Linked DNA regions of Mus musculus: all the other regions are linked to region 1. The links are chromatin loops, found by intact Hi-C in ENCODE. Cell type or tissue: heart. All regions are shown on one strand.

Region 1 (5,000 bases):
TTGTAGAGAGGATATCGAGTGTATTGTATGGGTGCTTCACCTGTCAATTAAAGCAAAACAAAACCAATGGCCTATCGTGTAGAATAAAAAGTGGGACATCCAATAGGTAGAAAGAATTCTGGGATAGAGGGAAGTGGGAAGAATCTCAGGGGAAGATGTGAGGAGGGCAGACCCATGGTACCTCAGCAGAGAAACCAGTCATGTGGCAGAGTGTAGATGAGTAGAAATGGATTATTTTAAGTTATTAGTTAGGAAATAAGCCTAGATATATGGCCTAAGTATTTGTAAATATATTTTGAGTTTGAGTTGTTATTCTGGGAGCTTGAGGCTGAGGAAAACAGCCCATTACACATTATTAGGATATATGATCTTATTGGAGTAGGCGTAGCCTTGTTGGAGGAGGTGTCACTGTGGTGCGGGCTTTGAGATCTCATATGCTCAAGCTATGTCCACTGTGGCCCACGGTCCTCATTTCTGCTGCCTGCAGATCACTATGTAGAACTCTCATCTCCTTCTCAGTACCATGTCTGCCTGCATGCCACCATGCTTCTCATCATTACTATATTGGAGTGAACCTCTGAAACTGTAAACCAGCCCTAATTAAATGTTTTCCTTTATAAGAGTTGCTGTGGTCATGGTGTCTCTTCACAACAATAAAATTCTAACTAAAATAGTCCTATAAAACGGACTAATTTAAATTTCCATAAGCATACTAGGCTTCTTTGCCTGCATTCTTGCCAGCCCTTTTTTCTTGTAAAAGTTCCATCCTTTTGGGTGGCTCGCTCCATAACTCACGCGCTCATTTCACAAACCCTACATTTAACATATCCTACCATAATAAAACTTAATGGCTAACACCACAAGACACATAAATAATGTACCCCCATGCACAGATTTAAAAAATTCTAACCAGCAACCACATTGGAAAGGCCAAAAGCCATGGGTTTTATGGAGTCCAGTTCCCCTGGTCGTCTGTCTGCCTCTTGTGCTTTCTGCCTGCTGAGTGTGCTGCTGTCTCTGGGCTGGTCACTGGGTTTTGTAAGTAACATAATGTGTTAGTTCATAAGATGCGATGGAGCCTTCTCAAGAGTCTCCTTTGAGCAAGCTCTAACAAATCAAACACCCAACTCCCTAGCAAAGAGCTCTTTCCTAGACTCAATCAGTCTTTTTGCCCCCCCCCCCCCGCCCCCAGCTTCACTCTGTCTCTCAGTCTCTCTCTTCCTTGCACACTCCTGCCTCCTGGGAAGGAAACATTCAAGCATTGCAATACAAACAAGCAAGCTATAATGCTTCCTTTTCATCGAAGGGTCAAGAGTTCAACAAACTTCAGTTAACACAGAAGCTGTCCATTAGTCATAATGAAAGCAACAAAAGAAAGTGCTTTAGAATATTAGACAAAAGAGGGTAAGAGAAGAGAATTTTTAAAAAAATTTCGTATGCTTTCAATTGGCAAAGTTGATAAAAACAATGAGATTTAATACTATAACTGGGTAATTCAATCCTCAAGTTTTTGTTTTTATGATTCTAATTTAGCTATTGATGGGTGAAGATTGATAATATACATGGTCAAATAATTCCTTTTCCCTTGTCATTATTCAATCAGCAGTTCCTTCAGTAAGTATTAGGCCCCTGTCACATTCCTGAAGCTGGGCATACAACCCAAACCCAAAGCAAAGCTAGGGCATGCTCTCATGAATTCCACATTCCAGATCCTGAATACAGTGGTGCCTGGCACTCGGAGTACCCATTCTGTTTCATCAACATTTCCCAGAAGGATAGTCCTAAATAAGCACTAGATGAGCACCAGGCCTGAAACTTCTCAACGCTTGCTCGTTGCACCTCTAAACCGAAGATTTATGGTTGCCTTGCCATCATTGGCTGTGCAGTCTTACATAAGTTACTTAGCACCCACGTTCCCCTGTCAGTGAAAATGACCACTAGAGGTTTTTTTTTTTTTTTTCTTTTTCCTGTTAACAGGAGATGTGTGTTGATTATTCAGTAGTGAGTGTGGTTGCTGTCCCCCTCTGGTTACAATAAAATCACACTTGCCCAATAGAATCACCTGTGGAATTTAAAAACATTCAAATCTTAAAATCTTAAAATTTGAGTGTGGAATACAGAATTCAAGGACACTCTACTTGGTTGTTCAAAGGTGCAGACAGACAGGTCTGGGAATCAACCTTGCAGTACGGATTCTAGACTTTGCCTAGCCATTTGTCTTTCCACTTGGTAGAATCAGGGTGCCATCTGTGGATAACGAAATTCTTATGACCGAGGTGCACACATATGGGTCTTGAACTGTACCTTGAATACAATTATTTCCGACTTATCTAGAATGGGGCCCATGACTGTGCTGTGCATAGCTGCCTGTGTGTGACTGTCAAATCTGTAAGGACTGCTACTGCAGCCTCGGCTCGACCTGCCCGGAGGGATAGAGGGAAGAGCAGGAAGAGCATTGCTGCCTAGGGGCGCTGGGCCCAGGCTGGGAAGACAAGGCTTGCTGGCTTCCTCCGCGATCAGCACCCGAGGCCACTTTCCCCGAGTCCGCTCGGCGCCGTTCCTGGCCCAGTGCGACCCTTGATCTCGTCCCAGGGCCGGTGCTGGCGTCTCGCTCTCGGTTTCCATCTGCACCTCGAGCTTCTGCGCTCTGCCTGCTATGGAGCCTGGGCCGTGCAGCAGGCCCGCTGAGCCTGGGCATTGCGTGAGCGGCCCCGCGGGCGCGGGCTCAGCGTTCCCGGAGTCCCCGTTGTCCGTCGCTGGGGCGGAGCCCGGGAACCGCCCTGGAACCGTGGCCGCCGTGCTGCCGGCTGGGGGTTGCGGGGAAAGGATGGGCGTCCGCACCCCGAAGCAGTTCTGCCGGGTTCTGGAAAGGCCGCTCATCAGCTACACTTTGCAGGCTATGGAGAGGTAACTGGCGCCAGCCATCCGCTCCCCCCGAGCCCAGGATCATCCCCAACAGGCAGCGTGGCGGGCAGCGCCGGGCCTGGGGCCCTGGCTAACCAGTGCATGGGGACCCAGGGACTTTCGGTTCCCACGCAGGCCCCGCGGGGCCCGAGGAATACCTGCTCTAGGAGCGCCTGGGGCACAGTGCCACCGCGCATGCGTGAGCCTGAGAGTCCTAGCCGCACCTCCAGTTTCCTGGGCAGGCACGTTTCTTCTGGGAATCAGGCATGGCTAAATAACCAGGTAGTAGAGAGAAAAGCAGAGTTAATTCCAGCCTTTCAATAACGGGAGGTGATTGGATGGTGAGGTTGAGGCCAAGACACCCTAGAAAAGAGACTGAAATTAGTTGATTCCAGAAATAATGAGCAGTGTCAGGAAGGCTGTGAAGAAACTGTGAGAGGAGAAAAAGATGAGTTACTTGTGTTGTGATGTGATGGGGCTGAGGCGAGACTGAAAGGGAAGATTATGAAGGTGCTTAAGTTCTGCAAGATCTTTACTCTTTTGAAGTCAAATGGACAGTTGTGACGATGCCTTTAAACCTTGAATCGGACTGGTTACATTTCAAGATAGATGCCAATATTTAGCATAAGTAACGATTACAGGAGGCTTCCATAGAGACCACTGTCCTTGGCATTTTGTTCAGAAGAGTAACAACTCCCAATACACTTCAAAAAGTCAAAGGGACACAGTAATTTCTCAGGAGATTATTTTACTTTCCGAGCATTGGCATTTGGTAAATGGAAGTGCAGGGCTGCAATCATCCTTGATTAGAGTAATCAAGACCGGTGGTTACATCCGAAACTCAGTCAGACCTGGAAACGATTCCAGTTCCTACCCCTGTCTGTGTCTTTTATTTCTCTGCATAGTACAGGGGTTGCTTCATACCGCCATCTTACCAATAGCACACACCTCCAAAGTTCTAGCGCCACACTCATCCTGGCAACGCTGACCATCTTTCTAGAGATGGACAATGACATGGCTTGCAATGGATATTGGCAGCAGATCTCTGTCTGCTTGGTGGTTATATGCAGGGAGTTGTAGACTGTTTTTCATTTAACACTTTTTCCCTTGGGGGAATACTTTCAGTTAATTTGCATTTTTGCATGTACCAAGGTAGCCTGAGATAGGTGAACACTAAAAATTAAATCTTTTAATGTAAAAGAGTGTTTGGAAAGGGGTTATTTGTGGAAAATACAGCAAAAGGACATTTGCTTTCCATTTTTGCTTAATTTATTACAGCAGTTTGAAATCCTAATAGCCCATTAGGGAAATTGAAATAAATTATAACAGCTTATATAATTCAAGGAACATTCATTATGGGTTTTCTTCTTCTCTTTTTGGTTTATTTTTTTGTTTGTTTGTCGAACAAGGAACTGAGATCAGGAGTCTTGGTCCCTCATGCTTCATGACACCACTATCAATGAAGAAATTTTGTTTCAGGAAGCCATGTGATGAAAGTATTGTATGTCTAGGGCATACAACTCTGTGAAGAGGTCCAGTTCAGGATGATTGGCCTATGTACCCAATTTTTACTGGATTTGAAGTTGGAAATTGTTTTATCACTCATAGTCATTGACTCGGAACCCACAAATGTAGCATAGTAGCGTAGTCCCCACAGTGGGGTGACCTGAACCCTTTTGCGATGGGACTGGTTTAAACTCCACAGAAAGAAGCAGCAGCCACTACACTGATGAGTCAGAAACATATATTGAGGACCATACAGAATGCTGTTGCTCATCTTCCTGCCAGAGGAGAGGCAGGGTGATGGTATGTCTCTCTAGGTATGTGTAGGTATGTCTTTCTAGGTATGTCTTACATGTCTAGATGTCTCTCTAGGTAGGGTTATAGGATGGAATTGACTGTTTAATGAACTTTAGGTTAAGGACTGGGGTAAGTGTCTTTTACTCTGCTGGGTAACAGCTTTATTTACCTGGAAATGTTTAAGATGTTGACTGGGGTTAAAGTCAGCTAGGAAAAACCTGCAGCTAGCTGGGTCATAGAGGGTTAAAGCACTGCTTTTTACTGTTGTTGTTTGTTTGTTTTGTTATTGTTTTTTA
Region 2 (5,000 bases), 170 kb before region 1:
GGCCACTATTACCATACTGAATCATGTAACATGGGTGAGGGAAAGCGAAAATTACATTATTCACTGGATCAACAGGGGAAATATGAAAATAAGATGTAATATTGGAAATTAATTCGAAGGTACTTCACGATACAGGGAAGTTACAGTTATTATTGCAGTCAAGGGTTCCGAAAGCTTACAGAGCTTTCACCTCAGTTTTCTTTTTCCACTGTACCTGAGGGAGGTTTTTTGACCCGCTTTTGCTTTATTGGTAACTTGGGGTTCCAGGAGGCATCCACTCGTTTTCCAAATGCTACTGATTGAATCACATGAGCTTTTTTATGGTCAAAAATGGTAATCATGTATCTTCTCTCTTTCTCTGTAATTTCTAATAAAGGAAAAGAGAGATAATATTTAAAATTAACAAAAGCATACCGAGTCATTAAAAAAAAAAAATCTGAGCAATCTGCCTTGCCTGACCAGCCAAATCGCTGATCTCTGGTTTAGATGAGACTCTGCCTCTGATAGCACATACATGCACACATGTGTGCACATACTTCAACATACAAGTGTGCTCCAACAAACATGCATACATGCATACACACAGAAGTAGGTTTAACTTATATATGACAATATTGTTGAACCATTATGCAAGGAGATTTTAGTTATTAATCCAATCTCACAAGCACTCAGTGGATATCCTCCTGTCATAGTGGCACTCAATCCTGTGGTCTAGCACACTCCTGAGACTTTCTAGGACATATCAGCATATGACTGACATGACAACAGGAGACACTCTGCATTCCCTCACCACTGCTGGGAAGGAGATATATTCTCACGGGCAGACCTTCACAGTAACAACCCCTAAAGGATAAAGGATAGTCTTTACAGCTAGCAAGATAATGGGATAAGGGATAGATCATATGTGCTTGGGTGAATTAGGCCTCAAAAGTACACAACAGACTGCATGCATATATGTCCATATATGCACATATGAATGAATAGGCATGTGTGAGAAGTCACTGTTGAGTATGCCAATTTTAATAATATATAGAATTTCAAAGAAGATGACTTTTAGAATTTGTATTTTAAGAGATTCTCTATAAATCATTTTTGTGACAAGAAACCAAAGCATTGAGCCTGTTGTGGACATACACACCTTTAATTCCAGCACTTGGGAAGTAGAGGCAAGCTAATCTCTGTGAGTTCAAGGCCAGCCTGGTGTACAGTTAGGGCTACACAAAGAAACTCTGTCTTAACAAAAATAAAAAAAGATGAAAGAAAAGAAAAGAGAAGAGGAGAGGAGAGGAGAGGAGAGGAGAGGAGAGGAGAGGAGAGAAGAGAAGAGAAGAGAAGAGAAGAGAAGAGAAGAGAAGAGAAGAGAAGAGAAGAGAAGAGAAGAGAAAAGAGAAAGAACTCAATCAATCAAAGTGTCAGGCGGTAAACAATTTGGTGTCAAGAACAGGAGAGGTGGCTCAGTGGTTAAGAGCACTGGCTGCTCTTCCATTCACAGCACCCACAAGGTAGCTCACAACCATCTGTAACTTTGCAGGGAATCCAACATCTTCGGCCTCTGAGGGTACCAGGCAGGTCTGTAGTGCATGTACAAACATGTAAGTAAACACATATCCACATAAACAAATTAGCTGTAAGTATTCTTTCACTAGGTGTCCTGCGTTTCTTTTCCTTTCTTTTTCCTTCTCTTCTCTTCTCTTCTCTTCTCTTCTCTTCTCTTCTCTTCTCTTCTCTTCTCTTCTCTTCTCTTCTCTTCTCTTCTCTTCCCTTCTCTTTTCTCTTTCCTCTCCTCTCCTCTCCTCTCCTCTCCTCTCCTCTCCTCTCCTCTCCTCTCCTCTCCTCTCCTCTCCTCTCCTCTCCTCTCTTCTCTTCTTCTCCCTCCCTCCCTCCCTCCCTCCCTCCCTCCCTCCCTCCCTCCCTCCCTCTCTCTCCCTCCCTCCCTCCCTTCCTTTTTTTTTTTTTTTTTCCTAAAGCATTCTTACGTTTCCGATCAAGCAACTCCAGTCCGGGAAGGTGGAAGATTATATACAATCGGTAGAGGTTATATTGGGATAAAGGGTTTTGGTACAGACCTGCAAAGGAAGAACACAAAATAAGATGTCAGATTTCACAATAGTTCCCTTTACCACCTCTGAAGACAGACAATGAAGACTCAGGGACAGGACAAGGATAACCACTGCAGGGTGAGCAGCTGTGCCTGCTGTCTGGCCACAGCCTCACCACACACTTCCCTATTTAGAGCGCCACATATTTTACTATCTGTTGGATCCAGTCAGTCAAAGTTCACTGGTTGTTAATGCCCATTAGAAACAGCACTAGGTTCACACAGATCTGGCACAAAAGAGGAAACCGTTAAATGTCTATAGGTAAATTTGCCAGGGAAGAACAAGATGCTAGCTACAAAAGTCTTGAGGCTGCTTTTCACAAAAGATTACTTGGAGTTATTCTGGTCTCAGGAGTAATGGGGTTGGGTGGATACAGGTACACTGTCCTGACAGGTTTCTTCCTGAACCCCACTGTCCTCATGCTCAGAGGATGCCCATGCCAGTAGCACTTGGAGATCTCAGCAGGAGCTACACCGATGTGGATTTTATGGTTCATCTCACATCCCTCTGTAAGACTTGTGTGGCTAAGAGATGGGTAATGAACCTAACTTTGCAAGAAAGCGGTGGGGAGGAAGGGCCTCATGGGAGCAGTACCCATCCTGATACTTCTGAAGTAATCATCCGTCGTCATCAGCACGGAGGGACATTTATACAATGCTTCCGTTAGAAACTTTGAATGTTTTATTTTCTAGTGACATATTTTATCTGTGCATCCTCTGATAACATTAAATGAGAAATGAAGTTTGTGTGATTTTTTTTCAATGTGGCATCTGAAATACTTCTGAAAAAAACACATAAAGCAGAGAACCACTAGATGGCAGCAGAGCGAAGGGCTCCAGCTGCCACACAGCTGTGTCACCCAAAGAAATGTGGCTCCTTTACTCTGGTTAAATTTAAGAGTACTGTTCTGTAGACTATTCATCAAACACAGGGGCTGTTAATAAAGGGATGATAATATCAGGCATCAGAAGCCCAGAAAAACCTACTAACATTTAAAATGCATAGTTTGCAACATAAAGAAGATTGGAGAGGCATGTTTGAAAAAACAAGACTCATTAAAAATTGAAGAAAAACAAGACTTGGATGTATTCTCTGTCAGTAATAAGACATTGAGATATGGATTTTATCAACACAAGCTTTCCTGGCTATTTGAATCCTTACAGGAGCTTTAAAGGGAGATGAAGTGACAATGGCAGAGACCTGCTACACAACAAGACTAGTTAGAGGAATGAGAAAAGGTAAATGGAGATGTAGACTCAGGCAGAGTCAGAGTCAGATGTAGTCGGACAGATGTGTGTGTACTGGGGGAGTGAGGGAAAATGACAAAGAAAAAACTCCAGACTTCAGTAACAAGGACGGGAAAAAGGTCTAACGTTTACTCTTAAAGGAACTTAAAGCAGGAACAAATAATTGTCAGTACGGACGAGGTAACTGCATAGATGCACATCAAACCAGAAATAAGGACCAATCTGAAAAGGCCCACAAGAGATCACACCCCATAGCTTCAGCCACTCCTCAGGGTCATAAAAGCAAACCATGATTGTCTTTAGTGAGAATTCGGAAGGAGGAAAAAGTCACTTGCATTTTAGAGCAGAAGTCAGTTTCCCAGTGACTCTCCTGTGTAATCAGAGCTGACACCCCCCCCCCATTTATATGGTTATTAGAGCCACTGAGCAGCCACGCTGCCTGCATGTCATGCTTATGAGAAACCTCTTAGCTTCTGTCAGCTGTGGGTGTTTACTCATCGTGGTCCACATCGGCTTTCCCTCTGAGAACACTACTACTCACTTCTTTTCCTGGAATTTTCTAATCTCTACTCAAATAATTTTTTGTTAAATATTCATTATGCTTTTGTGTGTGTGTGTGTGTGTGTGTGTGTGTGTGTGTGTGTGTAGGTGTGTTCGTGCCAGTGCAAGAGTGTGTACCTGTGTGGACAACCTTAGGTATTACCCTCGGATAATCTGATCTATCTCCTTTGAGACAAGCTCTCCACTGAGCAGCCTATCACCAATTAGCCTCGTCTGGGGACCCAAGGGATCCTCCTTTCCACACTGCCGCAGTGCTGAGATCACAAGCATGCACCACCACAGTCTAGTTTTTCCATAGGTTCTAGGGACAGGACTCAGGCTCTTCTGCTTGTCAGACAAGCACTTCCCTGCAGCTAAATAAAGCACCACACCCAGATTACTGCCACATCGCTTGCGACCAAGACTTCTAGGTAGTCAAAGGCCATGCTCAGGGTGGTATATGGCCCATCTCATCTTAAACAGAAAGTATGTGGCAGAGATCAAAAGTAAATAATATGGAAGATATTTCAACCTTTTCCTTCTCTCTTCTCTAGCTCTTGCATTTTAGCAGGAAGCAATCTTACTTTCCATTCCTCCTTCACCCTCCCCCACCAACCCCCACACCATCTATGCTAGTTTAAGTATTGAACCTTTTGGATTTATGCGTTTTGGATGGCTGGTCCTTAAATTACCATAAATTAAGTTTCTGAGATATGAAATCAGTTTCCTGTGTCTGAGTGTTCTGAAAGCGTCGTGTGATGTATGGGCACATTCCTGTAGCAGCGAGGAAGCAAACTCGCTTACACTTTCGCTTTCAATAGGTTAATACTAGTTAATCCACCTTTCCCTCTAGGCTACTTACGAAGTACACCTCAGTGGCGCCAGCACTGTCTTGCTTATCTTAATTTGGAAGTCAGAGTCTAAGCAATTTACATTTACCCAATCATATATCACAATGTCTCTGCCACTGTACCGCAGCAACTTGCGTTAGATGAGTCACACGTGTGGAGGTTTCTCAATGAAAGACAAGAGGAAGACAGAAAATTATGATAGAGTCATCTAAATAATTGGCTCCTGTTGATTAAAAAAAAAAAAAAAAAGACAGACAAAGAAG
Region 3 (5,000 bases), 340 kb before region 1:
ATAAATGAGAAGCGGCCTCATCAAACATACTCACTTTAGAGTCCAGTTTGGTTTGCTCTTGCATTTCCAGGTTGAGACTCATGTCATCACAAACCAACTAACACTGTTGACTGAAGAAACTCATCATCTTTAAATATAGGAAGCTCTGAAGCAAGTGGCTCTGTTCCTTATGACACACCAATTCTACTTCCCCTTTTCATCTGCGTGTACAGATTGTTTACACACAGTACATTAACCCACGGTTATGTCAGTACTGCGATTCCCTCAGTTAAAAGACGCATGGCAGAAAAGAAAAATCCACCATTAACCGCTCTACAGTCACTGGATTCCCAAGACAAATTCAGGGATGTTCCTCCCATCGTGTTTGAGGGACCTGCTTTCTACTTCTAGACTGGTCACACTGAGAACTGTCTGGCTCACTTGAGGGCACACAGCTTGGCTGAGAGTGCCCCCGAGTTCTCAGAAAATGCTTCAAAGCAACAGCGGTGAAGTCTGACACAGGCATGCATGGGCCTTCCCGCCAGCTACCCTGGTTCTAACACTTGCAGAAATGACCTCATCTTTATCACTGCAGCACTGAGCAGAACACAAGCACTTACCAGGGCCAGAGTAGAACCTACAGAGGATCTTTTTATTCCCGTCCTAAAAAAAAAATACCTCCTAATCGCCAAATTCAACCCTGGTAGAAATCACACTTTTTTTTTTTTCATCTTCAAATGTTGAGGGAGAGACAGGGAAGAAGACACAGGTGTTTATGTTTAGCTAGATGTTAAAAATCAAGTCTACCCTTTCCTTCTGTTCACCTCGCTGTCATAGTCACTTTGCCTATTTGCAATGCTTAGGAGGAAATGTTTAGACAATAACTTCTTTTCCCTTTGTCTAAAACAGTCTAGGACTTTGAATGGCTAGCCATATTTATATTCCCATGAATTTCCAATTAATTTTCACTGCATACCTGATAAAAAATCAATAACACACACTTTGGAAGTCAATAATTTAGGGCAGATATTAAATAATCTTAACATATGCCTTTAGGGTCAACTTTTCTTTCTCCTGGCTTTCACGACACGCTGTAAATACTGCTGGAAATAATATACCTTAAAAGCAGTATTACTTGATTTGAAAAAAGAAAAAAGGTTCTTTTTTTTTTAAATGTATATATTGCACATTGATGTCTACAGATAGCCGAAGAGGCACAGAAGCAGCCACTGTACCCTGCACTGTGTGTAAGCAGACACTGTAAGATGGAGAATCAGGTAAACAGATGACTGAATCACTGAGGGGGGGAGGGGGACTCAGGCACAAAATAGAATGTGACGTTCTAAGCAGACCATTCATGTTAATAAGAGAAATTGTTCAAGAACGGATAGGAATTTACAATATAGCAATGTGGTAAGCATGCCTCACACCGCACAGGTGAACTTAATATGAAACTTGACATGGATTTCCAGTGACAGGAGCTGTTTCGCCACCATGTATTCTAGAATTTTTCTGCCAAGTGTACCATTTGTGAGCATGTTGACTGGATTCCCAGGAACTAGCCAGAAAAATATATACACCATCGGTGCCTATGTCAAAGCTTTGCCATCATTTTCAGACACACACCAGAAAAAAAAAAAAAAGGTAAAATGACCCGTGACCTGGTGTCTCTGCTTGTCAACCACAAGCGGCCTCTCTTGTCCATAGATGTAACCTAAGCTGGCCCAGATGGCCTGGCTCTGCTAATGCAGGGAAACTGGGTTTGTTTTCAGGGTGGGTGCTGCAAGCACCAGATGTATTTATAGAAGAGAACAAGTCTCCGATGGAATGAGATGACCGAAAGGAAGTTTCTTCCACGCAGGAGAGGCAGCTTGTGGAAAGGTCTAGATTCCACAGCTTGGTTCCAGTCCAGACTCTCCAACTACCAGTTATGAAAACTTAGTAAAGCCTTTTTTGGTCTTTACCGTTATAAAATTTAGACAACTGCGCTTGCCACAGATAGATAACAAATTGACAAATGAAAAGGCTGGGGTGGTGAAGGTTTTCAATAAACATCACCTCAACTTCCTGCTGTCCAGCCACAATTATGCCTCAAAAAAAAAAAAAATCAAACTGAGTTTTCCATGTTAAAGCTGGAAGGCATATGCTGATACGTAGGGAGGAAAAAATAAATAAAAAAATAAAAACGACTTGGGTGGAGGACTATATACTGAAGGACTTCGCCAAAAATGGAGCTAGAATATTGATAAAGGGGAAGGAAGATGGCATGGGAAAAGCATCAGGCGAATACCTCACGGGCAGAAACATCAACAAAGAGACTTTATGTAAGCACGAAACAAACTTCGGAAGCCACGGATATCCTGTGAACCTGCTCTATGGCCTCCATTCAAAAGGCAGCTTTTAGAGCTGTGCCAGAAGCGCGCCATCCACAGGCCGCCTGGTCCATCCCAGGCCCCACTATCCCGCAAACCTGTCCCCTAAGCCCGGGCTGCTCTCCAGCCTCCGAACCTCCAGATGGGATGGCCAGCCGAAAGCGTGCGGCTAGAGGGATTGAGATGGAAACCTGGGGATGGATGAAAGAATGGGGAGAGTGGGAAGGAACGCGAAAGTGAAGGGCTGCAGAGAGCAGGGCGAGGGGCGAGCGCCACAATGAAGGACGGGCGGAGACTGCGACAAGCAGGCTCGGGGTCCCGGGCGGGGGCTGCAGGCGAAACTGGGGCGTGGGAAGCCCGCAAGGGGCGCGGGATGGGGCGCAGGCGAATACTCAGGCGGGGAGGAGGCCGACGGCCCCCGCAGGTGCCACCGGGCGCGGGCTACTCACGGTATACAGCAGGTTGAGCGCGCACAGGCAGTTCTTGGAGCACGAGAAGCCCCCGCACACCATCGTGGCGCGTGGGCTAGCGGGTGCCTGCGGGTCGAGGCGTCTTCCGCCGGGCTGGGCGAGTAGCTTCTGGATCCTGGCCTCCTGAGCCTGTGGCCCGGGCTAGGCTCGGGGCTCGGGTTCGGGGTTCAGGATCAGGGCTGCAGTGCCGCGCCCGCAGCGGCTCCCACCCGCTCTGCAACCTGCGGCCGCAGCGGATCCGCCGATCGCGCGCCCCGCCCCGCCGCCTCGTCTCGCCCTGCACTCTGATTGGCCACTGCTAGGGAACAAAGGTAGAGATATGCAAATCAATGCGCTCTGGGGTCCGGGAGAGGCGGGGCAGCTCAGCGGAGGAGAAGGAGGAGGAGGAGGAGGGGGCCCCGAGACTGTCTGGAGGGAGCCGGCCTCTGGCTCACGAGACTGTGGCCTCTGTATAATTTCCCCCCTCCCAGGTGAACAGCAGAGGGCGGGGCTCCACGCTGGCAGGAGAAATGACAGCACCTCTCTCCATTCTTGCCCTGTGGGTGACGTGGCACCATTTTGAATGAGATGATAAAACAAATCGAAGCACCTGGCCTCGTTTGAATGAAAGAAAGACGACAAGAATGAAAGATTTACAGAGAACAGGGAAGGGGGCAATGAAAGGAAAAACATCAGTGAAAGACTAAAAAGAGCAAATAAAAACTAATTTCTCTCGACATAGGTAAGAAAGGTAACCTGTAATTGTGACAGATTTCAGATCAAGAGGACTTAATCTACAGGGATTTTTGAAATACTAATAAACCTTATGAATACATATGTGCAAAATAAATCAGGAGTCTTTATTCTTGTAGTGGGATCCTGGGTTTTAGGGGCCTATTTTTGCATAAATACAAGCTAGGAAGCCTTTCGATAACAGATTCAATTAATTTATCATCACTTTTGTTTGCTGCATCTTCATCCTGATTCCTAACCTCTAACTAGATTATTAGAAGTATATCATGCACTATTTGACAGACCCCCTTGCATAGAATAAAGTGTCCTATCAGATGCACCAGTGCGCCTGATGGTTTTAAGGCACTCACTACTGGGTTCCAACTGTTAAGCGGCAGTAAAGGCTTGGTATTTTCTATTTGGTATTTTCTATCAAAAGAAATTCTACCAATAGGTTTTATAAAGAGATTTTTAAGGGCCTTAAGAGTTGGCTCAGCTGTTATGGCACTTATTGCTTTTACAGAGGACCCCAACACCCAAATGGCACTCACAACACCTGTCTCTCCAGTCCTGGGGATCCAGTGCCCTCCTCTGACCTTAGTGGGCATCAAGCATGCACATGGTACACACATGCAGGCAAAACACTCGTAAAATAGTAAAATAGATCTTTTAAAAAGCGATTTTCAAATTTACTGTACATTTTGAGCCTAAAACTTCTCACGGTTAGGTGAATGTATGTCAAAAAACAAAAACAAAACAAAACAAAAAAAAAACCCAAAAAAAACAAACATAAAAATCATTGACTTAAACAAGTTAATTAAATACCTTCTCTTCAAATACTCCAGCCTATTTGTACTTCCTTTAGAACTCACCATGCAAATAAACACTCATGGATTTTACGTCTCTTGCAATCCTTATCAATCTTGTATGTATTCCCAGAAACATTTTTAAAAATTAGTATGGGAAATAACTCTGCACTCCAAACTATACTGCTCTACTTTTCTTTTTAAAATCCAGAATTTTAATACTTACATGGTGGTGCACGTCTTAAATTTCAGTACTCTGGAGGCAGAGGCAAGCAGATCTCTGTGAGTTTCAGGTCAGTCAACACTGCATAGGGAGACTCTGTTTTAAACTATATAAATAAAACTAAACTAAGCAGTTTACAAAGAAGTGTCAACAAGAAAATCTGAGACTCCAACACCAATATCCTATCCAAATAAAGCGTAAGCAGTTTTCAGGGTGGAAGTAACTACTTCAGTCTCAAGCTTTTCTTTTCTACATACTTCGTGTATTTTAAACATTCTGAAAGATTTGGGTGGGCAAGAGAATTGTATTTGGAAGTCAAGCTTGATAGCATATAGCTATAATCTCAACCCTGGGAAAGCAGAGGCAGGAGAATTATGAGTTGAAGACTAGCCTAGATGGAATAACAGAATCTATCTAAGAAAGAAAGAAAGAAAGAAAG
Region 4 (5,000 bases), 290 kb after region 1:
TTAAACGGTCCACCTTTATCTCTATAAATAGAGTTGCTTCTCTTTAATGCTAAAGAAAATGATGCCCACTGAAGAAGTTAAGGAAACTTTATCCCATGAACCACTGCAGGAGTAGGCCTCCACCGCCTGAGCCTAACATGCCCCAGCAGTGGGCGCGCTGGGAAAGCAGGGAAGGGGAAGTGGGAAGTGGGAAGGATGGGAATACAGACGAGGAGACAGTGATGTCATAGTTTTTTTTTTTTTCTTTTTGTCTTCTGAGACTGTGCTCTACAAAGTGAATGGAAGCTTGATTCTAGCTGTCTGCAGTTTCTCTCCATTTGTAAAATTCAAACGCTGCTATCTGTCATATGTACTGATGGGATTTGGGTAACATTAACTTGAAGCTGGGCTTGTGGCTGTAACCCTAGCACTCAAGAGGCTGAGGCAGGCGGGTTATGAGGAGATTGAGGCTACCCTAGGCTACAAAATGGGTTTAAGGCCAGGCCAGGCCAGGCTACAGGATAGGTCTATGCTCAACAGCAATGACAAAACCAAAACTGAAACAGAAAACAACAACAAAATTATTAAGAGAGGCCTGGGCTTTTTGTTCAGTGAATTTGATAAAATTCTTGCTGGAAGCAAACCTGGCTGATTAGCTTTTCTCTAGGGGAGGTGTGGCTAAACTCAGAGACAGGTTTTGGACTGATGAGGTAGAGAGGGTAGGGGACACTGGCTAAAACTGGATGAGTCATGAGGGGAAAAGGCTGAAAAGAGAATGGCGGCTTGAGGAGGTGAAAGTCTTTGCTACTGTGCAAGCACAGGCCACCTAGTTGCCTTTTGATTTTTCTTCAGTTGGGATGACTTCTCTTTAGCATTAAAGAAAAGCAGATCCATTATAGAGATAGATATGGACAGTTTAATAGGATATAACGCAAAGCAATGCAAGCAATAATTCTATAAAAATAGGGTTTGTAAGCGTACATCAAACCCTTATCATGTGAAGAGGAAATTAAAGTTCCCTTGAGTCTGTTTAGTTCTTTTAAAAAATCCCAAGTTCAACAAAATGGCAATTCTTTGTATTTCTTTCTATTGAATATGTAATAAGGGTTTTGTTTGTTTGTTTGTTTGTTTGTTTTGTTTCTTAAACTCCAAGCCAGCCCCACTTTTCCTTTGTGGTTCTTAGGGATTGTTTCCCATTCTCCTGATTCTCCTGTTTCATTTGCAGATGACTCTTGTGTGTTTAGACCCACACTCACACATCCTGCATTGTCTTTTCATGGATGCCTTCCGGGCCCATCAGGTTAATCCATAATGGACTGGGTTGTTCTAAACACCCAAAGCCTGTGATTGGAGAATCACACCTGCACACACATGCACACACACTCACACATCAGTGACATCTACTTGCTCTAAAGTCCTCTGGTGATGACAGAGAGCCAGACTTTCTTTTGATAAAAGCTTGGCTTATGAATGTCTTTTAGTCCTGTAAAATCCAGCCCTTTGCTTTGGTGTTCCCATGGTGGCTTTTAGTTTTTAATTCAACCTGGCAAATTTTGTGTTTCTGTCTATGAACTTTGTGCATTTATATTTGGACTTATTTTGTTCACCTGGTTGTTTGCCTTTGCCGAGGATTTTTTCTTAACATTTTAATTAAAATTGTTTTCTCCCTTTTTATTATTTTTGTTACTTTTTACTTTTCATCTTCAAAACATCTCAGTTTTACCAAAAGAACGTAGGAACAATACAAGGAACTCATGCATACCCTAGAAGCAGAATTTTGTACGCAAATCAGGAAGTTAATATTGATGTGACTCCATTATTTAATCTTCAAGTAGGATCCATCTCCCTTTTTAGGTTTTGAAAACATATGTTGCAGTTTGTTTTGTCAACCGCTTTAATCTGTGGCGTATCTTTGGCCTTTCATGGGCATGCACTTGAAAAATATTATTTGTCTGTATATTCACTGTTGATTTTTGTGTGTGTGTTTATATGTGTGTTTTGCATATATAAGTTGTACGTGCAAGTATGTGTGTGTGTGTGTGTGTGTGTGTGTGTGTGTTTGTGTGTGTGTGTGTGTGTGTGTGTGTTGGGAGTATGGAAGCTATGGAGAATGTCCAATCTACTGCTCTATCCCTCTCTGTTGTACACTCTTGAGATAGGGTACCTCACTGAACTTGCAGCTAGGCTGGTAATCAGAAGCCCCCAGCTGTCATCTTCTCCTGTCATCTTCTCCACTGCCACCTACAGGCCCCTTCATACACACAGCCAGGTCTGGGCTTTTGTGCACTGCATACATCCATGCCTGACTTAAGCTACCTCCAGCGATTTAGACTCGAATCTTCCGTACTTACATAGCCATGGTTCAGTCTCCAGTAGGACAAATATCAGATAATTATTTTGTGTAAAATGGCCAGTTAGGTTTCTGTGCTGGTTAGTTGCCATGCCCCCCCCCCCCCACTCCCGCCATGTGACATAAACTGAAGACACCTGGGAAGCAGGACTCTCAACAGAGGAGAAAATAAGCCCACTCAATTTGCTTGTGGGCAAATCTGTGGGAGCATTGTCTTGATTGCTAATTAATACAGTGCCTAGCCCACTGTAGGCATGGCCACCCTTGGGCAGGTGGGCCTGAGCTGTATAGGAAAGGAAGCTGAGAAAGCTAGGAGAAATAATCCACTAAGTAGCATTTGTCTGGGAACCTCTGCCTCAATTCTCAGCTTCCTGTTTATGTCCCTCCCCTGGCTTTCCTTGACAGTGAACTGTGATGTGGACGTGTAAAGTAAATGAATCCTGTCCTCCCCCAAGTTGGATTTGGTCAGTATTTTATCCTGGCAACTGAAAGATAGTTTCCTCATCAATGACCTCAGTATGTTCATTTTCAACAAGAATGTCGGGCTTATGTGACAGTGCGCTGCAGACTGAGGTGTCCCCTACAGTCTCCTACTTTATCTTTAATTTCCTCGATGGAAATTCGATAGTAGAGTTGGTCAAATATTTTCTCTTTTGTGTGACAACTGTAGGTGTTACATTCTCTCATCCTCCTTGTGGGCTTGCCTTGTTTACCTAAATCAATGCTGCCCTCTTCTGTTACAGCAGCAGAACCAAATGGCATTAAATACGCGGTCCTGAGTGAAGTTAGTGGAAGTTGTGTGTTTTCCAGTTGCTTAATTCTCTTTGTTCTTCTGGACCCTAGCTTTTCTGCTCTAGCTTCTCGTCAGTACCCAGCTGCAAAAAAAAATTCCTGCCTCTCTCTGCGCTCTTCTGTTCCAGGGGAAGGCTGTCAGTCAAATCAAGGGCTGTTTTATGCCCCTCCCCTTTATGAAGGTGATGTCCTCCCTCATCTCTATTGGGCTTCTTGTGTGTGTGTGTTGTTGTTGTTGACTTTAGATCAGCCTCCACCCTTCATTTTTCTCTTCCTTCTCTAGTGGCATGGGAACTTTTTACAGTTTAGTGCCCCGTCGTTTTCTTTTTCCTTTAATTAAGTCATTTTGACATTCAGGATTTTCACATCATCCTTTTGTATTCAGGAGGCCGGGTTCATTTGGTCTTTTTGATCTTCTCCTTGTTTTAGGAGAAAATACTGAGACCACTGCTACTGGCTTTAGCTACCTGGAGGGTGGCCTTCGTGGTTCGTTGCCCCTTTACTAAATCTCTTCTGATTAAGAAGTTTCTCATCTTACCTCCAGACAATTTGATTTATTATCCATATTTATATGAATGTTTAAAATTAGTATTTTAACTAGCCTTCGTTTATGTCACCCTTTTTAATTAATCATTTTATTCGTTTACATTTCAAATGTTATCCCCCTTCCTGGTTACCACTCCACAGCCCTCCATCTCAGGTCCCCTTTCTCCCCTCGCCTTTGTCTCTATGAGGGTGCCCCTCCATCCACTCATGCACTCATGCCTCACCACTCTAGCATCCCTCTAACCTGGGGCATCAAACCTCCATAGACCAAGGGCTTTGCCTCCCACTGATGTGAGATAAGGCCATCCTCTGCTATATATGTATCTGGAGCTAGCAGTCCCTCTTCATGTCATCCTTTTTAATGCATTTTATTTTACTATCATTTCCCACTTTCTAAGTGACATTTTCTTTATCCAATATTGTGATTTTAAAATTTTAATTATCTTATATATTTACCTGTTATTATAATTATTTCCTGGAAAATGTTTGGTATTTTATATCCATATACTTATTTTAAGATTATTACTTTATTTTGCATATCTTCTTACCTCCTAGAGTTTTATTCTGAGGTCTGCTTTCTTGTATGTGACTCTTTTTTAATTTAAATAATATATTTATTTTTATGGGCACTAGTGTTTTGCCCCTGGAACTCTAGTCACAGATAGCTGTAAGCTGCCTTGTGGGTGTTGGGAATTGAACCCAGGTCTTTTAAGAGAGAGGCCAGTGCTCTTAATCACTGAACCATCTCTCCAGCCCTACCTACCCCCCTATGACTTTTTAGTGTAATAAATGTATTTTGCTCAACTGACAGAGACTGTTTTATTATAATTTTTTAAAAGTAGCATTTGTGTATAGTTTGGTGGCTTTAGGAGAGAAGGTTAGTTTTCACTTTTGTATTATAACTTGAAATAAATTGTCATTTTATTCCTGTCTCAATTGTTGAAGTGACAAAAATGGCTGTCAGTACAACTGTTGATCTCTCTCTCTCTCTCTCTCTCTCTCTCTCTCTCTCTCTCTCTCGCTCTCTCTGTGTGTGTGTGTGTTCTGACTAGCTAATTTAAAGCTTTCTTCATATTTAGTGTCCCGATGTTTCCACAATATTTATTTGTAGGATTTTTTATTTTCATTTTATCTACCCCAAGATTCACTGGGTTATAAAACCCAGTGTTCATCTGTTCGTGAATCTATAGAATAATTTCAGCAATACATCTTTAAAAACCATTTCCCTTTATATCTGTTATTCCTTTGTACAGGACTTATTAAATGTATGTTTGAATACTTTGTGTATTCTGAGTTCCTTACTGCCGCTCTTTGTTGTTTTCTCTGATTTTTT
Region 5 (5,000 bases), 360 kb before region 1:
GGTCTCAGTGAGTTTGAGACCAATCTGGTCTACATAGTGAGCTCTAGGACAGTCAGAGCTACACAATAAGACCCTATATCTCAAAAACAAAACAAACAAACAATAACAAAACAAAAAACCAAAAACCTTTACTCACCTGCTGCTCCCGATTCAGAGCTAAACAAGCACAAGATACTGAAAACTGGACAATAAATACAAGTAGGAGAATGATCATATACTGAGAGTTACAAGTTAAGGACTTTTTTATTATAACACTTATTTATCCACTGTATGTGTGCATGTGTGTGGGGTTGGGGGTATGCACACATGAGTATGTATGCGCGTGCATTAGGGCACATACGTGCCACGGTGTTCATGCACAGGACATCTTGCAGGAGTCAGTTCTCTCTTACCACTATGTAGGTAGTAGGGAGTGAACTCTGGTCATCCAACTTGGCAGCAAGTGCCTTCACCTTCTGCCAGGGACATTGCAGATGCTCGGGAAGAGCATAAAGCAGCAGAGTTGACACAACTTTCAAGTACACTCAAAGCAATTCACCTATAAACTAGAACAAGTGTTCAAAGTGATACGCTTAATTATTATTTTGTTAATACACTATAACTATAAATTCATTTAGAAAAATATAAATAATTGCATACACCAGGCACAGTGGGTGACACCTGTAACCCCATGGCCTAAGAAGCAGAGACAGGAGAACCGCCCAAGCTTGGATTAGCCTAGTCTACAAAGACTGTGTCTCAAAAACAAAGCAAAACAACAAAAAATGGGGGGGGGGGGGGGAGAAAGAGAGAAAGGGAGGGAGGGAGAGAGGGAGGGAGGGAGGGAGGGGAAACAGAAAGATAATTTTATTTTGAAAACCCCACATCCAAAATGAAATATAAATTCTAAAATCTGCAAAATAAAAAATAGGGACAAATGTATAAGCTTTCTCAAAACTAAGTCTAGAGAATACACTGTAGAATTCTCAACCAAAGATTGATGTGTAAGGAAGGTCTAGAAGAAGTCATGGCAGAAGTTCAACTCAACTCTGAATTTGCAAAAGAAAATTAGATCTGTGCCCAACTTGTAGAACACTTTAGGTTAGGGTATGATAAGGAAGGGCTGAGGATAACTAAACATTTTCTTTACAGATATTCCTAAATTGCGTTTCTAGGAGTTGCTTTTGGGCAAGGAATCACCTAATGATGATATTAAATTAGTAGCAACCATTGAGACATAATCACATGCTTGATAATGAGAACTTTATCTGATTGAAGTAAAAAAAAATTCTGATTTTTAAAAGGATACAAAAAATAGCAACACCTGGTGGTGTTTTACAGCTCCAATTAGCCCCACCAAGGCAATCAGGAACAGGAAGATGCCCACAGCAATGACCACACCCACCACTCGGAGACTGGAGATCAGCCCAAAGCCGATGCCCCAGGCAGCAATCCCAATGAGCAGCAGGCTGACCAGCTGTGGAGAGATGGGGAGAGGTTCAGCGTTATAGCGCCCGCACCGCTCAGGTATTAACATCTTAGCATCTTTCCTACAACGGCAAGAGTCCCTTGGGGGCCCCAGGGTGTCAGCTGTGGAACCTGCTACACACACCACATTCAAATGGTGTTGTATTTGTATATACTTTATGATATCCTCCTTTAAGCTTCAGACCATCTCTGGGTGACTTGGACATTGCCTTGCAATGCTACCAGAAATTGTCAGGGGAATAATAACAAGAAAAAAAAAACTTGGCTAATGAAACCATTTTTTGATCCTGTTGATTAAATGCATGAATGTGAAACCCACAGTTAGAGAAAGCTGACTGAAACCCACAAGGCTCAGTTGATGGTACTGTTGTAATAAATTTAAAGTCATCCCCAATTATGCTTAAAAAAAAAAAGATTAACAATAATCCAGAAAGCAACCATGCAGTCTCAAAGGTCATCTGGATTCTGACGCCTACAAGGAGCATAAGCTAGCCCAGTAACAGCATTATGTAAAACTAGGCACCAGCACACCTCAGTCTATCATTCTGATGTGCTCATATGAAAATTACCTTTTGCTTTATAACCCAGTCGGCCCGCAGCCCCCTCTGTTCTCCCGCTCCCCAAAAGGCTGAGACAGTCCTCCCTCCCCTAACAAGCTGTGTTCCTCAAATGTGAAGCTATGGTTTCTTTCCTTGTACTACAACCTGTTGCCCTATCGCCTCTCCAGGAGCAAAAGGCAATTCGGATGTAAGCTCTCCGAGGCTCGAACCTCCAGGTATCCTTGGAACTTATCAGGGCCTGAGCCCTGGAGAACATTTGAAAATTGTTTCCAGTACGTAAAACCATAGACGTGCAAGAGACCATTAAAGCCATCAAGATTAAAATAGGGAAGGAGAGGTTGCTATTTGAAATGAAATGGCAGCTGAGCAAGGAGAAATCATGTTCTATTCCAGTCACTGTATTTATAAGTTTATCAAACACTACCTAAAGAGCTAGTACGCCTGTGTGTAAGACGGAGCTTACAAAACGCAAAGATATAATTATTCTTTAAACAAACAAACAAACAAATAAATGGTAAACCACATAAGAATTATAATGAACTCTAGAAGATATAGATAGCTTAATACAGTTTCAGAAAGGGGTGGAAGAGGATTTATAGAGCAGAATAGTTCTGTGTGCCTTCAGTACACATGCGGTCAACCATCTCCAGGAGTAATGAGGTAGTGTAATGCCCAGTTTGGAAAAAAACAAAATTCAAAACTAGATTTTTCTAGCATCACACTACTGACAGGCCTCTGTTTAGAAACATATAAATTACTATGTGATTTTTTCCCTTGCTCAAATGCACCACTGTTTATGTGCAAAGCAATATACACTGATTTAAAAACTTATTTACATATATAGAGAGATAAACAAAACTGCTAAATATTGTGCATCTGTTTCTATTTTTACCCAAAGCATTTTCTTTTTTGAATCTTGGTCAAAGAGCCAAAACATGGGAGGGGAAAAAAAAAAAAAAAAAAAAAGAAGCCATCTGTGGGACCACAGAGCTCGTTTCAGGTGACATTACCACAGCAGCTCATACACCAAAACAAACCGCTCCCTTCCTCAGCTGCTCCTTGTGAGTTCTGCATCATTGTCTCCTCAGAGTCTCCTCACAAGTTCAAACAGTGGTGAGCTGAGAAAACGCACTCTGCCCTTTCACAGGTGAGCTTACTTCTGACTCTGTAACACCTAAATGTGTCACATTCCCTTTCACAACCAATAAAAGGAGCCTGGGGGGGGGGGGGTGAAGAAGGGCCTCACCTCTGCCTGGCTTAGCATCACCACAGTAATCTTGGTACAGGCACAGAGGATGCTCCACAAGTACACACATCAGAGTAGCTAACTGCAGCAATTAGTGGTCTCCAGAAACAGAACCAATACAAAGTATGCATATGTATGTATGTATGTATATATATATATATATATATATATATATATGTATATGCATATATGTATATATGCATACTTTGTGTTGGTTTCTCATATATATATACACACATATATATATATATATATACACACACACATACATACACACACACATATGAGAAAATGAAGCTCAGACAAGAGAAATTTTAAAGCGCTACCCACACTATGAAGGATAGTCTGATTCGCTTAATCAACTGATTCTAAATGCTGGCTACAGTTCAAAATACCCTTAAAGCAGTATCTAACCAAACAACTGAGAACCATGGCACCCTGTGTCCATGGTAACACAGATGACACATCCCACCCACCTGCTAACATCAAATTCTGGATGAGAGAGGCGCATTTACTAATTCAGGTCATGAGACAAGATCTTCAATCTGCATTTCCCTTAACATAAAAAGTCCTTCTGGGGTCCTCTGGTCTCCACACGCACACTGGGTAGCATACATGTAAGTACATACACAGCTTTAAAGAGTTCGTTCGTCCAAAATCATGCCAAACCCTTCCTACATTAATGGGATTCTTTTTTTTTTTTTTTTGGTTTTCCAAGACAGGGTTTCTCTGTGTAGCCCTGGCTGTCCTGGAACTCACTTTGTAGACCAGGCTGGCCTTGAACTCAGAAATCCGCCTGCCTCTGCCACCCCCCCCCCACTTCCGAGTGCTGGGATTAAAGGCGTGTGCCACCATGCCCAGCCATTAATGGGATTCTTAAACATCAGGAATGTTAAAAGTTAAATATTCTTAAAGTATTAAGTTAATAAACTTTACATTTAAATAGTAAATTCAAGACTTAAAGACAGAAGTCAGAAATTGTTCTTGTCACTTAACCTGGTTGCGTACATCACAGCCCCTGCCACGACCTATTCCAATACTGTACACAGGCCTGAGACACACGGTACAGATGGAATGACCAGAGCTGTGTTGACACCTGCCCCATGTTTTTTTCTGTCTTATTGGCTTCGTTTGGCTGAAGGTTTAACATTTTGTTTGTTCTGCTTTGCTTTGCTTTGTCTGTTATTGGTTTAGGGGTGGCTTCATCTTTGTTGGAAGGGTTTCAGAGTGTCCGAGATAAGGTAAGATAGCTCAGGCTAGCCTCAAAGTCAGGATTCTCTTGTCTTGGCTTCCCAAGTGCAGATGACATTGCATGTGCCACCGGAACCATCAACACCTCTTTTCCCACTGTGAATTCTACATCAATTTCCATGTATCACAAAGTATGTCCCTTCCTTTGATTTTTTTTTTTCTCTACTATTTAAAAATGTGAATCCAGGCCAAGAAGATGATGACTCAGCAAGTAAGGGTGACTGCTGCCAAGCTGGGCAATTCTATCCCAAGAACCCACACAGTAGAAAGAGAGAGCTCTTACAATCCTGCAAACTGTTCTCTAAACTCTATACATGTGTTGGGACACACACACACATACACACACGAAAATGAAAGAGGTTGTTAAAACAAATATCATTTTGTAATGAACTCACAAATAAAACACCATGCATCTGTACTAAGGCAGCCATTCAAACAATTTAGAGAGAGAGAGAGAGAAACCACTCTTAGCTAGT
Region 6 (5,000 bases), 230 kb before region 1:
TAATATGGTTTCTTTTTTTTTTTTTTTTTAAGGAAAAAAAGCCATGGAAATAGACACATAAACTACAAATATCCATCTCAAGAAGGCTGGGGGTAAAGGAGAAGAAGGAGGCCCAGGGAACAAGGAGGAAGGAGGCTTGCACCTATGGCATGTTGGCTCACATAAACATCATATAGACCAGCAGCCATGGCATACTGGCTCACATACACATCATATAGACCAGCCAGGCACAAGGAAGTGTCCTTCCCCACTTAGCGCCGCCAAGCACAGGAAGAAGAGCGAGGAGACTAAAGTTGTGTGCTAAGCAAAGTCTTAAATCCTGTGACAAATAGCTGAAGGAGTTATTCGACATACCAAAGTCAACCTAGTGGCCAAGGTTCTCCCAGCATCCCTCAGTCCTTACCTGTTATAGGGTTTGACTGGCATCCCCTGTCGTCTACATGAACTCTCCAGTGCAAGGGCTGGGCTGCCCTTCCCTCAGAGGTTCTTCCCTATATAATCCAGCCATGTCGGTTACCTGTTTCTTTTGCCCTCTTGGCTGCTGTACCTGGTTCTCCTCTCTGCCCTCTCCTTACATGGCTCTGGGTCACATCCACTCTGGATTCTCCCAGATATCTAATAAACTTTCTCCTCCAGCATTCATAGGAACAGTCATGGTTTTCCTTTTTATTTCTTTTTCTCCCCATTCAGTTTGGCTGTGTTTTTATTTGTTTTATTTTTAATCTCTAAGTCAGGGTTTTACTGTGTAACATAGCCCTGTCTAGCAGCTCTGTAGAAAGATTTGCTTGCCTTTGCTTCCAGAATACTGAGATTAGAGGTGTGTACCACCATACCCCGAGAAAGGTTTTTACAGACGGATCAGAAAGAATCTAATTCCAGATTCCATACTTTCCAAATGTGGGGCTGTGGGCAAATTAACCTCCTTTAGTTTCTGTTCATACGTTCATAAATGAAGATAATACTGGCTGATTCCTGGCATATAGCGACAATGGTTAAAATAATCCTATGCACAGCATCTGGCAGACTATCTGGGACAGATTAGATAGTCAAAATGAATAGTTATTTCATTATCAATAGAGTTCTTTAATGAGAACACATTTCAATAAGCTCATTAGCTAATCTAATTTTGACATTAAATATTTATGCTACGATTGAAACCCTTCTGAACACTCTCCATTAGGTATCTGGTTCCAAAATTCAAACTGAACATAGGATTTATCTGCACTTCTGGGTGGGTGTTTTCCTTTGTCCGTAAATATCATCAACTCTAAATGAAAGCCATGCATTCAGAAGACGAAATACCCACCAGGTGCTTAAAACACAACCTAATGTTTCCATCGGTCGAGGAACTGACAACCCCAGGGAGACAAACAGGTGTGACCTTCAAGTAACCATGGCCCAGATTTGGCACCAGAGATGGAAACCCTGGCAGTTAAGTACCCAATTCTGTCTCTGCATCTGATGAAATGATGTGTAGTCACATGGCGAGGTTACTCTCAGGCATTTTCTTAGGTCTGTGGCTACTACCTCTGGCACATTAATTGCTGTGGCGGTAGCATTATGTGTTACACAACACTGGTCACTCTCACAAGCCCTACTGCTTGTTTGAACAGCTACATCATTTTTAAAGCATCATCAAACAAAAGTTTCTTTGTTATATATTGAGATGAATAATTACCAACCATTTTCATGGGAGAATCTATCTGCTCCTCCCTCCCCAAGCTGAAGCTCATGTCTGTCGGTGGCTGTTGGGGGATGGGCAGCGGGAGTTTAGAAAAGATTTTGGTTAAAGATAAGAGATAGGGAACGTCATCTGTGGGTCTCTGAAGTGCTAGTACGCGCTTTGAGCAAAACGAGGTAGAGGGGCCACAGGAAAAGGCATTTCACATCATTCTTGGCACCGTGGAATGAAAGAGCGATCCTGGGGCTACTTAATAAAAACCACCTACATGATTATTCAAGTATTTCTCCCTAGCACAATTGTGTTTTAACGGAAACATCAATACCAGTCTGTTGAGAAACAACAGCAAAACTAAACAGTCATTTCCGAAGAAGCAGTGATTGACGCTGTAGAACGCTACAGATAAGCATCTTGGAGGAATGATTGAATATTTTCTTAAGCGTACCTTGCATCGGAGGCACAGAAAGGTACACACGATATTCACCTCTTATCTACCTACGGTGGACGCTCCAGGAGCCACACCACAGTTGAATGAAGGCTGGATTAAGAAACTAATCTAAGGCTATATATAGACAGCAACACCAATTTAATCCCCGCCCTCTCCAGCCTACCCTCCCTAGTTCCATAAATCCCCAAACCTGAGTTATAAAGACAGGCAGCTCTCTCAGAGCAAAAAAGACCCCCACACCCCAACAAAGTATCAGAGCAGTTGTAAGTCGCTTCTAAATATCCTTAGCGAACACCACAGGTCCAGGTTCCATGGCTTCCACAGAGGGCAAGAAATGACAGACAAGTACTGGGGAGGGCTAGGTTTGCAAAAAGAAATTTACCTTCTCCGAGCCTCTCCCAGTGTCGCTGGTCATGGGGTGTTCCCCTCACCTCCCGGCAGTGGGCCTCCCCGGGGATCGCCACGCACGAGACCATGTGCACCCGCCACTTTCACCGCGTGGCCAGCTTACGGCCGGCCCGCGGTCCCCGGAGCTCTTGGGGCGGACAAACGTAGCGAGGTCTAGGTCTCGCTCGAGAGGCACTAATACACAGTACGTGCATGGATGATGGCGCGGCGCGGGGGCTCCTCTATGAAGAGGAAGGCAACCGCCCCAGGTGGCACATGCTTCCTCCACGCCAGCTCCAGCCCGCTGGGACCCCTTGGCTCGGAGGCGGTCACTGCTCGCTCAACTCTCAGGCTCCCGCCGCCCCACCTGATCACCTCTTACCTGTCCAAGGAGGGAGCGACGACGCGCGAGACTGGTGGCTGCGGCGGATCCTGCAGCAGCAGTGGCGGCGGCAGTGGCTGAGGCAGACAATGGAGGAGTGAAGGACAGACACATTGACACAGACACACAGAACCCGGTGTAGCTCCGCCTCCTGCCCCGGCCCCGCCCTATCCCCGCCCCTTGCCCGAACCGCGCCACTCTTAGGGGCAGTGCAGCCCGTCTAGCTGCATCCCAATGCCTCCGCACGTGCCCACAGAAGTCACTACCAGGCAGAGAACTTCTATCCTTAGAATCCAAGGAACCCTGTGTCCCTGTACTTCTTAATAGGTTATCATGGGAATAGGAAACCTAGAAGATGTATTGAATCCCCTTCCAAATGTCTCCTTTTGGTTTGGACCTCGTAGGTTGCTCCAATTGGAGTCGCTTGCTGCCTCTTGCAGCTCCTCCTCCCGACCTGGCCATTGAGGCGCGGGGGCGGGACTTGTGGAGAGCGCCAGCCCGGCTCGCTCAAGCTCGCCGCACCCGCCAGCCCCCAGCCGTGAGACCCTAGCGACTCTGCCACTTCACTGGGCTGCTGCTCCGGCCTCGAGTTGCCTTGCTGTGGCGGTCTTCCACGACGCATACACGTCTCTTGTTTTTTTAAAAAACCTTTCCAAAGAAATAGAATAAGCGTCAAGCTGGCGGGAACGATGGGTCACATAAAGAAAGGCGAGCTGACCCAGGAGGAAAAGGAACTGCTGGAAGTGATCGGGAAAGGTACGGGTGCAGGGTTGGTATCCGGGTGCTGCACACCTGGTCTCAGGGCATTGAGGAGCCTGGAGCGCGCCCTAGGCCCGGAGGACCTTGGGCAACTTGCAATCCGGAAAAAGCCTTTCTGTCTCTGTCTGGGGACCGATTGCAGGGGCGGGGAGATGGGAGGCAGAAAAATTGAGGCCATCAGATCTAGGTTGCCGAGCTTAGACCTCTAAATCAGCTTTTTGGAAATCGACCGACTGTCACTACACATCTTAGACAGTCACGCGTGGCCCTGGGCGCCTGTCTTTGCGTATGCATGCTTGCCAGCTCATTGGATGTTTTGACCGTAATCAGTCAAGACCGCAGTGGCCTGGTAGTTCTAGGCTCCAAGTCGGGTGTATAAAGGGCCCTTTCGACTTCCGGAGGCTTAAGGATCTGGATCCCTTGCAGATCCCCGCCCCTGCTGCGGGTGGAGGGAGCTTTCAGCAACAGGGGTTCTTTATAAGGGCACAGAACTCGCTCTGCATGTTCCGCCCTGAGCTTTCTGCATCAAGGCCTTCTGTGGCTGGCTTCCTGTAGCCCAGGTCGGCGCAGGCACCCACAGACACGACTGACCTTGGTCCGATGTTAGACCTCAAGTGATCTTGTTGAGCTCCTTGGTGCTTCCCAGTCCACTTTGTGGATTCGAGCCACGCCTCCTCTGTGCAGCTTGCAGGAAGGAAGCCAACTAGAAGCCATGTTTCCCCACCAGTCCCTGAGTGCATGTCCCAAATGAGTTCCTGGCCGCATCCCCGTTACCTGGCAGGTAACATCAGCGTGACCACGTGCACTGTCACTTTGCTGAGAAGAGGATGCGGTGCCTGTGGGCATGATTAATGTGGATGCTTTAAGTGAAAAAATTAAACATGTGCCCTCGAATGACAGAGAAGCCAGACATTGTAATACAGAGCTCCTGGGTTTACAGTTTTCTACTTAGCCAAACTCATCTAGAATCACAGATAGGAAGACAAATGTATTCTTCCTAACAAGGACTGTCCACGTGTCTAAAGAGTATGAGAAGAGAAAACAATGGTTTGAACTCAGCAGGCGACTAGGAACTGATCTCACTTCTAAATCAGTCATGATTCTCACGGTAATCAATATTTGCTGGAAATCTCAGAGCTCTGGGTTGGATTTTTATTCTATGAACTGCATGGCTGTCAATGAGTTCTGGCTTTCATGCCGTCTCTAGGTTAGTTTCTTGCTCCCTTTAGTGGGTCTGGGATTTAGGTTAGTGAACTGGAGCCCCGGCTGTGTGCCTGTTGTACCAATCAAAATTAAGAGAGGACAGCTTTCAACCCATAATCCACCAGGGATAGGAATTCTGG

What was found. Hi-C counts contacts between places; a loop is a spot of excess contacts. Peaks named below come from ENCODE experiments on the same cell type or tissue, not always from the same donor. Only the 100,000 strongest peaks of a DNase experiment are listed, where the experiment ranks them.
Region 2: it touches region 1 in a loop (3-fold over the local background); 11 of 42 quality-filtered maps call a loop at or near these places.
Region 3: a loop joins it to region 1, with 2.3 times the contacts of the local background. A loop is called at or near these places in 2 of 42 quality-filtered maps.
Region 4: a loop joins it to region 1, with 2.2 times the contacts of the local background. A loop is called at or near these places in 2 of 42 quality-filtered maps.
Region 5: it touches region 1 in a loop (2.2-fold over the local background); 2 of 42 quality-filtered maps call a loop at or near these places.
Region 6: a loop joins it to region 1, with 4 times the contacts of the local background. A loop is called at or near these places in 3 of 42 quality-filtered maps.

What each region holds. Positions count from the first base shown.
Region 1 is chr12:36,379,118-36,384,117 of GRCm38, forward strand. Crppa (CDP-L-ribitol pyrophosphorylase A) reads left to right here and starts at 2,333. Exons shown (of 10, transcript NM_178629.6): 1 at 2,333-2,907. The coding sequence starts at 2,657. In heart, a CTCF peak has its summit at 1,906; a DNase peak (open chromatin) is centred at 3,054; H3K4me3 peaks cover 1,352 bases; H3K27ac peaks cover 1,350 bases.
Region 2 is chr12:36,212,351-36,217,350 of GRCm38, forward strand. Lrrc72 (leucine rich repeat containing 72) reads right to left here. Exons shown (of 9, transcript NM_001361098.1): 6 at 1,977-2,066; 7 at 215-367. Among named protein-coding and RNA genes, the nearest start is that of Gm40390, 35 kb to the right of the region's middle. In heart, a CTCF peak has its summit at 2,913 (motif pointing right); no DNase peak of the experiment used is centred here.
Region 3 is chr12:36,039,451-36,044,450 of GRCm38, forward strand. It overlaps Tspan13 (tetraspanin 13), which reads right to left and starts at 3,028. Exons shown (of 6, transcript NM_025359.3): 1 at 2,801-3,028. The coding sequence starts at 2,863. In heart, CTCF peaks have their summits at 2,404 and 3,035; DNase peaks (open chromatin) are centred at 1,751, 2,391 and 3,111; H3K4me3 peaks cover 1,995 bases; H3K27ac peaks cover 1,301 bases.
Region 4 is chr12:36,668,118-36,673,117 of GRCm38, forward strand. All of the region lies in intron 9 of Crppa (CDP-L-ribitol pyrophosphorylase A), which reads left to right. Among named protein-coding and RNA genes, the nearest start is that of Mir5099, 150 kb to the right of the region's middle. In heart, a CTCF peak has its summit at 3,060 (motif pointing left); no DNase peak of the experiment used is centred here.
Region 5 is chr12:36,022,617-36,027,616 of GRCm38, forward strand. Tspan13 (tetraspanin 13) reads right to left here. Exons shown (of 6, transcript NM_025359.3): 2 at 1,289-1,456; 3 at 137-217. Among named protein-coding and RNA genes, the nearest start is that of Tspan13, 17 kb to the right of the region's middle. In heart, no CTCF peak of the experiment used is centred here; no DNase peak of the experiment used is centred here.
Region 6 is chr12:36,153,770-36,158,769 of GRCm38, forward strand. Bzw2 (basic leucine zipper and W2 domains 2) reads right to left here and starts at 3,056. Exons shown (of 12, transcript NM_025840.3): 1 at 2,899-3,056. Ankmy2 (ankyrin repeat and MYND domain containing 2) reads left to right here and starts at 3,355. Exons shown (of 10, transcript NM_146033.3): 1 at 3,355-3,654. The coding sequence starts at 3,588. In heart, a CTCF peak has its summit at 2,908; DNase peaks (open chromatin) are centred at 1,422, 2,962, 3,362 and 4,172; H3K4me3 peaks cover 4,184 bases; H3K27ac peaks cover 3,779 bases.